Linked DNA regions of Homo sapiens: region 2 is linked to region 1. A link is an interaction called in ENCODE POLR2A ChIA-PET data of the cell type or tissue named here. Cell type or tissue: HepG2. All regions are shown on one strand.

The links. Peaks named below come from ENCODE experiments on the same cell type or tissue, not always from the same donor. Only the 100,000 strongest peaks of a DNase experiment are listed, where the experiment ranks them.
Region 2: POLR2A ChIA-PET joins it to region 1 with 5 read pairs; 9 of 35 experiments call an interaction of 5 or more read pairs at or near these places.

The regions. Positions count from the first base shown.
Region 1 is chr7:44,969,628-44,974,627 of GRCh38, forward strand. It overlaps MYO1G (myosin IG), which reads right to left. Exons shown (of 22, transcript NM_033054.3): 6 at 2,488-2,598; 7 at 2,046-2,162; 8 at 1,208-1,432; 9 at 965-1,110; 10 at 413-527; 11 at 78-248. Among named protein-coding and RNA genes, the nearest start is that of MYO1G, 6.9 kb to the right of the region's middle. RefSeq lists a silencer at 4,357-4,436. In HepG2, a CTCF peak has its summit at 4,294 (motif pointing right); DNase peaks (open chromatin) are centred at 2,664 and 4,384; H3K4me3 peaks cover 709 bases.
Region 2 is chr7:44,798,831-44,803,830 of GRCh38, forward strand. PPIA (peptidylprolyl isomerase A) reads left to right here. Exons shown (of 5, transcript NM_021130.5): 2 at 417-447; 3 at 562-650; 4 at 872-1,044; 5 at 2,457-4,287. The coding sequence ends at 2,592. Among named protein-coding and RNA genes, the nearest start is that of PPIA, 4.6 kb to the left of the region's middle. In HepG2, no CTCF peak of the experiment used is centred here; no DNase peak of the experiment used is centred here; H3K4me3 peaks cover 487 bases.

The DNA.
Region 1 (5,000 bases):
CGAGGCATGGGCAGCATGGTGCCTGTGGGGCAGGTCCCACCAGCCCACTGTGGTGGCACTGGGACAGCCGGGGGCACCTGGCGGCTGGTGTAGTGTAGGTGATGGCGGTGGTGCATGTCCAGGGTCTGCAGGAAGATTCGGTCAGTGATGGTGCCAGCAGAGCTGCAGGCCTCGTCCAGCACGGCCAGGATGCCACGGTGGGGCCGCTCCACCAGATCCACAATGGTGGCGTTGTTGAAATACTCAACCTGGGGCAAAGGCAGCCAGCAAGGAAGCTCCCAAGGTCTTTCAGGCCACCTCCCCTCCTCCGCCCCACACTCAGCCACCTGTCAGGCCAGCCCGGGCCCCTCCCCATGGGCTGAGGCCCCTCCACACCCCACTGCCTGGCCTCCCTCCAGGCCACAGTGCTCACGCTCTGCCAGGTGATGCCCTCGCGCTCGTACTCTTCCTGTTCCTGCTTCAGGATGAGCTGGATGAATAGCTGCTGCAGCTTCTCGTTGCAGTAGTTGATGCAGAACTGCTCGAAACTGGGGGTGGGGTGGGCCTTTCAGAGGGGAGGTCGCTGCTTGTGGAGTGCATGGTAATGGGTGGCTGCTCCCCTGAACATCTCTGCTAATGTTCATTGAGGGTTCTGGTGCCAGCACCCTGTGTGGCTTCCCTGTGGCTTATGCATCCCTGCCCTGGACTCCTTTACCCCACCCACACCTCCTGCATGCACGTTCTGGAGTGGACTTGGGAGTCACAACCAGGAATTACTCATGCCCCGTAATTCTGCCTTCCATCAGGACATCAATGGTCAGAGGGTGCAGGTGAGGCAGGTTTGGGAGGCATGAGCCTTGGGCCCAGGGACCAGCCGGGAGAAACCCCAACATTCCTGCTGCCCAGCCCCAGCCGAGCTTTCCAGAACTAAGTGGGCAAAGCTGCTGGGTGTCAGAGGTGGAGATGTGGCTGGCCAGCCACCCACCTGTTGACGGGAAACACCTCGAAGCCATAGATGTCCAGCACGCCAATGACTGTGTCCTTGCCATCACGCCGAGGATCCCGGCCCCGGGGTTCCATGACACTGTTGATCCTGTTCACCACCCACTCAAACAGCCGCTGGTACACTGCCTGGGGGATAGGAACACCCTGCTTCCTGCTGCCTCTGGCCTGGCCTCCCCCATGAAGGCCTCCTGGGCTTCCCTCCCTGTGCCTGCCCCCAAAGTACCTTGGCACAGGCATCCCGGGCATAGCTGGCCTCAGCTGCAGTGTGGCCCTTCTCTATGAGTTCCCTGCCTCCCGAGGCAACTGTGCGAGCCAGCAGGGAGCGGAGCACGAGGTCCCGGGGTGTGGCCGTCAGCTCAGCCACATGGTCCACCAGTGCCTCCTCGGCCACTGCCAGGCCCTCCTTCTGCAGCCCACCCTCCTCCGTCTCCACAAACTCGATGTTTCCCTGGTGATGGGAAAACCATGAACAGTCCGGGCTCCATGTCTCAAAAGAGCCTGGACAACTTTGGACAAGAAGGAGGAAGGAAAGCAGGGGACATGGATGCGGTAGAGTACAGCTCCTTCTCAGACCAGCATGGTCAGCTGCTCACCATGGGCACAGACACAGCCAGAGACTGGGGGAAGGGGGCATGGGCACACCAGAGTCTCTGCCAAGGCCTCGAGGCCTCGAGTCCAAATGACATGTGAATGACCCCATCGCATCCTCCCACAGCCAGCGGAGCCCTGCACTACTTACTCCTCATGCCGCTTAGAGAGAACTGAGGCCAAGAGGCACTGAGTAAATGCAACCAAAGCCACACAGCTCATGACTGCACTAAGAGGCAGTCTGCATGATGCTCAGCTTTTACTGCGCCTGGCTGACCTGGCCCTAAGAATGGGGTCTGGACCATGTATCAACTGAGCTCATCACTCGAGCAGCTCAGCTTCTGCAGGAGAGGCAGTCAGCCTAGCACATTGCTGGGGCATCTCCAGCCAGTCTCCTCCTCATCCCTGGGTGCTTCCCAGCCAGGAAACCCTTGTGGGGAAGTAGCCCTCCCAGGCTTCTGAGCCAGGCTCACCAGGTGCAATATGGCAGCCAGGATGCGATGCACAGACTCCACCTCTTCAGGACTGAAGCCGATGACCCTCATGGCCTCGGTCACTGCCTGGTGGCTCTGCTCATCACTGTCCAAGGCCTAGGGTAGAAGGGATTCATCACTCCAAAGCCACACTGGGCCCAGGACACCTGTCTCCCTTGAGGCTTGATTCCTCCATCCTAGGCACCTGCTCACCCCTGTCCCCTGTCCCCTTCCTGAACCTGATTACTCCAGCCTAAGCACCTGCTCACCCCTGCACTCTGTCCCCTCCATCAGCCATTTTCACTCCACCCCGAGCACCCTCCCCACTCACGCAAACAGTTCACTTCACCCTGGCCTGTGCTGAGTGCTGCCCATTCCCTACCACCACACTCAGGCCCTGACACTGAGCCCAGTTTGAGCCCTTGGTGCCCCTCACACTCACACTGTGCACAGTCATGTTGAGTCCTGCTCCCTGGTGTGTGAAATTGTATACAGCAGGGTTTCTCTCCAAGTGCAGTTCATGCAGCTGCTTGTCCTCACTGCCTCTCAGCAACTAGAGGACACAGGCATCCTTTAGACAAATAAGCTCCCAGGATGTCCCCCTGTACACACACACAGGCAGGAGAACAAACAGACTTGCGCTTCCTTCCAGTATTGAACGAACAAACGTGGGGGAAGGTCAGACAGTGTGAACAGTTTCTGTGTGCCAGCAAGCTCCCCATTCAGCTGTTCAGTGGGTCAGGGAGCTCCACTTCAGTGGGAGCTATGACTCCACCATGAAGTCACTGTTCTTGTGCCAGACCTCATCTTGGTAGGGAGCTCAGTCCCTGTGGAGACATTGCCCTCGACCCAGGGGGATCCCACCTCAGTGGGTAGCTCAGAGTATGTGGAGACACTACCCGGGTCCCAAAACCTCCCACTGAGTGAGGAGGTAAGAGTTTGTGGACAAACTGCAGAATCCTAGGGAGCTCCACTTCAGTGGGAGCTCAGAGTTACTGGAGACCCTGCCCCTGTCCCAGGAAGCTCCCACCTCAGTAGGGAGCACAGGTTCCGTGGAGACATTGCTCTCCACCCAGGGAGAGCCCATGTCCTAGGGAGCTCAGCGTCTGTGGAGACACAACTGGTGCCACATGAACTCCCACCTCAGCAGGGAGCTCAGAGTCCATGGAGACACTGCCTGTGTCCCAAAAGTTCCCACTTCACTGGAGGTGGTAAGAGTCTGTGGAGATCCTGCTGTTATTCCAGAGAGCTCCACTTCAGTGGGAGCTTAGAGTCTGTGGAGACCCTGCCCTGTGTCCCAAGGGGCTCCCACTAGTGGGAAGCTCAGATTCCACAGAGACAATGGTCATGTCGCAGAGAGCTTCCACCTCATAGGGGAATGGAGAGTTTGTGGAGACATCGCCCATGTCCGAGGGAGCTCCCAGCTCCGTGAGGAGCTCAGAGACCATAGAGACACCGCCAGTGTCCCAGACAGCCCTACTTCATGGAAACTCAGAGTCTGCGTGGACACTCCTTGTGTTCCAGAGGGCTCCCACCTCAGGGAAGCTCAGAGTTCTTGGACACTGACTGATTCCCAGGGAGCTCCACTTCAGCGGGAGCTCAGAATCCGTGGAGACGTTGCCACTGTCCCAGTGAGCTCCACTTTGGTGGGAGTTCAAAGTCCAAGGAGATAGTGCCCCTGTCCCAGGGGGCTCTTACCTCAGAGCAGAGCCCAAAGTTGATAGAGACACTGCCTGTGTCCAAGACACAGCCCACCTGAGTGGGCAGCCCAGAGTCCGTGGAGACACTGCTTCACATGTCCCACTGAGCTCCCACCTCGGTGGGTAGCTCAGAGTCCTTAAAGACACTGTCCATGCTCCAAAGAGCTCCATTTCATGGGAGTTCAGAGTCTGAAAAAAACTCTCTGTGTCCCAGGGAGCTCCCACCTCAGTGGAGAGTTTATAGTTCATGGAGACCCTGCCCAAATCCTGTGGAGCTCCCACCTCATGGGGAGCTCAGAGTCTGTGGAGACCCTGGCAACGTCCCAGGGAGCAATCCCCTCAGCCAGGAGCTCAGAGTCATTAGAGACAATGCCCATGTGCCACCGAACTCCCCCTTCAATGGGGGAACTCTGAGTCCATGGAGACCCTGCCCATGTCCCAAAATCTCCCATTTCAGTGGGGAGGTAAGAGTCTGTGGAGATCCTGCCGGAGTCCCAGGGAGCTTCATTTCAGTGAGAGCTCAGAGTCTGTGGAGACGCCCTCTGTGTTCCCAGGGGCTCCCACCAGGGGGAGGCTCAGAGTCTGTGGAGACACTGCCAGTGTCTCAGGGAGCTTTTACCTCAAATAAAGGTCAGAGTCCACAGAGACACTACTGGTTTCCCAGTGAGCTCCCACCTCAGTGCAGACTCACTGGAAAGACAGCCCAGGGGGCTCCCACCTCAGTGGAGTTCAGAGTCCTTACAGACACTGCTGTGTCCCAGAGAGTGTGACTTCAGTGGGAAGTCAGAGTCGTGAAGACACTGCCGTGTCCCAGGGAGCACCACACCATGGAAGCTCAGAGTCCTTAAAGGCACTCCTTGCATCCCAGGAGGCTCCCACCTCAGCGGGCGGTTCATAGACCCTGGAGACCCTGCCCGCTACCCAGGGAGCTCCTGTCTCATGGGGAGCACAGAGTCTGTGAGACACTGTGCTTGTCTCAGGGAGCTCCCACCTCAGTAAAGAGCTCAGAATCCATGGAAACACCGCCTGTGTACCAGGGAGAAACTGCTGTGTTCCAGGGAGCTCCCACTGCACTGGGGAGCTGAGAGTTGGTGGGGACCATGTCTGTGCTGCAGGGAACTCCTAACTCAGTGGGGAGCTCCAAGTCCCTAGAGACACTGCTCCAGTCATAGGGTGCTCCCAGTTCAGTGGGGGAGTTCGGAGTCTGTGGAAACACTGTCTGTGAACCAGAGGACACAGTGGGCAGGCCACAGTT
Region 2 (5,000 bases), 170 kb before region 1:
TACAAGTGACTAAAAGAACAGCTGTTTACCCCTGATCGTGCAGCAGTGCTTGCTGTTCCTTAGAATTTTGCCTTGTAAGTTCTAGCTCAAGTTGGGGGGTGGTGATAGACATTTAAGAAGCCATATATCTTTTCAGAAGTAGGTGTGATGTACTAAAAGTTTGAGACACTTTCTAGAAGTCTCACTATTTAAGTTATGACTAGTATTGGATTTTTGGCATGTCTTTGGGTTTCATGTTTCTTAACCCAACTGCCTGCAGGGCCTTATGGCTGTCAGGAGCAGTTCTTGGGAATTAAAGTAATTACTGAAGAAGTATTCTAGTGAGAAAATGAATTTATGACTCAGAAGCCCCTAAAGACATGGGTACTAAGCAACAAAATAAGCAGATGTTAATTAACTGTAATTTTCTCTTACAGCTGTTTGCAGACAAGGTCCCAAAGACAGCAGGTTGGTCCATTTTCTAAGTTTAACAAAGATGTTCCAATTGTGACAGTTTGTGTGTGTGTGTGTATATATATATTTTTATGTATGTATATATGTGTTTAATTTTTTTTTAAACAGAAAATTTTCGTGCTCTGAGCACTGGAGAGAAAGGATTTGGTTATAAGGGTTCCTGCTTTCACAGAATTATTCCAGGGTTTATGTGTCAGGTACGAAATTTACTGAATTTTATTTTATTTGGGTTGCTCCCTTCATTTGGGATTGAGCCAGAATATTTCAGGATACACATATCTGAACTGTTACTCTACCATTTCGGTTCTATTTAACCCTTCTATTCAGTTTGAACTTGGGTTTAAAGTTTGAACCTTGCAGATTTGGCACACTTCATGGTTATGTTGTCAGAAGTGACATTTTTCCTATATGTTGACAGGGTGGTGACTTCACACGCCATAATGGCACTGGTGGCAAGTCCATCTATGGGGAGAAATTTGAAGATGAGAACTTCATCCTAAAGCATACGGGTCCTGGCATCTTGTCCATGGCAAATGCTGGACCCAACACAAATGGTTCCCAGTTTTTCATCTGCACTGCCAAGACTGAGTGGTAAGGGTACAACATGGCACACTAACCACCTGACTAAATGAAAAGTTGCCCTGGGGGGAACGGAACAAACACTACTTTTCTTCAACCTTTGCTTCCACAGACTTTTTCATCCCTAAGATACTAGAAGAAGAGCATACATAAACGACAAATATAGCCAATGTGATACAGAATGTCAGATACTATGATAGAAACTTGGCCCTTAGCTGGGTGGTTGAATTAGGTGCTACTTTTTTGAGATGGAGTTTTGCTCTGTTGCCAGGTTGGAGTGCAGTGGCACAATCTGGGCTCACTGCAACCTCTGCCTCCTGGGTTCAAGCGATTCTCCTGCCTTGGCCTCCTGAGTAGCTGAGAATACAGATGTGTGCCAGCATGCCTGGCTAATTTTTTGTATTTTTGTGGAGACGGGGTTTCATCATGTTGGCCAAGCTGGTCTTGAACTCGTGACTTAAGGTGAACCACCTGCCTTGGCCCCCCAAAGTGCTGGGATTTCAGGCATGAGCCACTGCGCCCAACCAATTAAGTGCTTTTTTTTTTTTTTTCTTTTCTCAGACTGGATCTCGCTCTTATCTCCCAGGTTGGAGTGCAGTGGTGCCATCTCAGCTCACTGCAACCTCCTCCCGGGTTCAAGCAATTCTTCTGCCTCAGCCTCTCAAGTAGCTGGAACTACAGGCATGCACCACCACTCCCAGCTAAATTGTGTATTATTAGTAGAGCGGGATTTACCATGTTGTCCAGGCTGGTCTCGAACTCCTGGGCTCAAGTGATCTGCCTGCCTTGACCCCCCCAAAGTGCTGGGATTACAGGCATGAGCCACTGTGCCCACCCAATTAAGTGCTGCTTTTATGTTACTATTAATAACATGCGGTTGGTTGGGTTTTTTGTTTCTTTGGGGTTTTTGTTTTGTTTTGTTTGTTTTTGGGGGAGGGGGGCGCAATTCATTCTATATGTGTAACTCTTTTTTGAGATGGAGTTTCGCTCTGTCGCCCAGGCTGGAGTGCAGTGGCGCGATCTCGGCTCACTGCAAGCTCCGCCTCCCAGGTTCACGCCATTCTCCTGCCTCAGCCTCCCGAGTAGCTGGGACTATAGGCACACGCCACCATGCCCGGCTAATTTTTTGTATTTTTAGTAGAGACAGGGTTTCACCGTGTTAGCCAGGATGGTCTCGATCTCCTGACCTCGTGATCCGCCCGCCTTGGCCTCCCAAAGTGCTGGGATTACAGGCGTGAGCCACCGCACCCGGCCTATATGTGTAACTCTTTAATGGTAATTGGAGAATCATGTTTAATGACATTTAGTACAAAAGGCTTCAGTTAAAAAAAAAAAAAAAAGCTACCTTTCTCGTCTTGGTTCATGACACATGGAGGCTGCTTGTTTGTGGTTGCCAGTCATAGTGATTGTTCTTCCTTTTCAAGGTTGGATGGCAAGCATGTGGTGTTTGGCAAAGTGAAAGAAGGCATGAATATTGTGGAGGCCATGGAGCGCTTTGGGTCCAGGAATGGCAAGACCAGCAAGAAGATCACCATTGCTGACTGTGGACAACTCGAATAAGTTTGACTTGTGTTTTATCTTAACCACCAGATCATTCCTTCTGTAGCTCAGGAGAGCACCCCTCCACCCCATTTGCTCGCAGTATCCTAGAATCTTTGTGCTCTCGCTGCAGTTCCCTTTGGGTTCCATGTTTTCCTTGTTCCCTCCCATGCCTAGCTGGATTGCAGAGTTAAGTTTATGATTATGAAATAAAAACTAAATAACAATTGTCCTCGTTTGAGTTAAGAGTGTTGATGTAGGCTTTATTTTAAGCAGTAATGGGTTACTTCTGAAACATCACTTGTTTGCTTAATTCTACACAGTACTTAGATTTTTTTTACTTTCCAGTCCCAGGAAGTGTCAATGTTTGTTGAGTGGAATATTGAAAATGTAGGCAGCAACTGGGCATGGTGGCTCACTGTCTGTAATGTATTACCTGAGGCAGAAGACCACCTGAGGGTAGGAGTCAAGATCAGCCTGGGCAACATAGTGAGACGCTGTCTCTACAAAAAATAATTAGCCTGGCCTGGTGGTGCATGCCTAGTCCTAGCTGATCTGGAGGCTGACGTGGGAGGATTGCTTGAGCCTAGAGTGAGCTATTATCATGCCACTGTACAGCCTGGGTGTTCACAGATCTTGTGTCTCAAAGGTAGGCAGAGGCAGGAAAAGCAAGGAGCCAGAATTAAGAGGTTGGGTCAGTCTGCAGTGAGTTCATGCATTTAGAGGTGTTCTTCAAGATGACTAATGTCAAAAATTGAGACATCTGTTGCGGTTTTTTTTTTTTTTTTTTCCCCTGGAATGCAGTGGCGTGATCTCAGCTCACTGCAGCCTCCGCCTCCTGGGTTCAAGTGATTCTAGTGCCTCAGCCTCCTGAGTAGCTGGGATAATGGGCGTGTGCCACCATGCCCAGCTAATTTTTGTATTTTTAGTATAGATGGGGTTTCATCATTTTGACCAGGCTGGTCTCAAACTCTTGACCTCAGCTGATGCGCCTGCCTTGGCCTCCCAAACTGCTGAGATTACAGATGTGAGCCACCGCACCCTACCTCATTTTCTGTAACAAAGCTAAGCTTGAACACTGTTGATGTTCTTGAGGGAAGCATATTGGGCTTTAGGCTGTAGGTCAAGTTTATACATCTTAATTATGGTGGAATTCCTATGTAGAGTCTAAAAAGCCAGGTACTTGGTGCTACAGTCAGTCTCCCTGCAGAGGGTTAAGGCGCAGACTACCTGCAGTGAGGAGGTACTGCTTGTAGCATATAGAGCCTCTCCCTAGCTTTGGTTATGGAGGCTTTGAGGTTTTGCAAACCTGACCAATTTAAGCCATAAGATCTGGTCAAAGGGATACCCTTCCCACTAAGGACTTGGTTTCTCAGGAAATTATATGTACAGTGCTTGCTGGCAGTTAGATGTCAGGACAATCTAAGCTGAGAAAACCCCTTCTCTGCCCACCTTAACAGACCTCTAGGGTTCTTAACCCAGCAATCAAGTTTGCCTATCCTAGAGGTGGCGGATTTGATCATTTGGTGTGTTGGGCAATTTTTGTTTTACTGTCTGGTTCCTTCTGCGTGAATTACCACCACCACCACTTGTGCATCTCAGTCTTGTGTGTTGTCTGGTTACGTATTCCCTGGGTGATACCATTCAATGTCTTAATGTACTTGTGGCTCAGACCTGAGTGCAAGGTGGAAATAAACATCAAACATCTTTTCATTATCCCTAGTATTTCTTATTCCATTAATTAACAGAATAGCCTCACCACGTTGTCATTAACTGCTTTTATTCATCCAAGTATTTAACTTTTTTTTTCTTTTTTATTTGAGACAGTTTGGCTCTTGTTGCCCAGGCTGGAGTGCAATGGCACTATCTCCACTCACTGCATCCTCTGCCTCCCAGGTTCAAACGATTCTCCTGTCTCAGCTTCCAGAGTAGCTGGGATTACAGGTGTATGCCACCACACCCAGCTAATTTTTTGTATTTTTAGTAGAGTAGGGGTTTACCATGTTCATGGCCAGGCTGGTCTCAAACAGACCTCAGGTAATCCGCCCGCCTTGGGCTCCCAAAGTGCTAGGATTTCAGGCGTGAGCCACCGCGTCCAGCCCCATTCCTTTTTTTTTTTTTTTTTTAATTTCTCCAGTGCCCAGCGTGATCCCTGACATCTGGTATTAGAGTTCAATACTTGGGCCGGGCCTCGGTAATCCCAGCACTTCGGGAGGCCAAGGCAGGCAGATTACCTGAGGTCAGTAGTTTGAGACCAGCCTGGCCAACGTAGAGAAACTCCATCTATTAAATATGCAAAAATTACATGGTCATGGTGGTGCATTTCTGTAATCCCAGCTATTTGGGAGGCTGAGGCAGGAGAACTGCTTGAAACCAGAAAGCACAATGAGCCAAGATCGTGCCACTGCACTCCAGCCTGGGAGACAGAA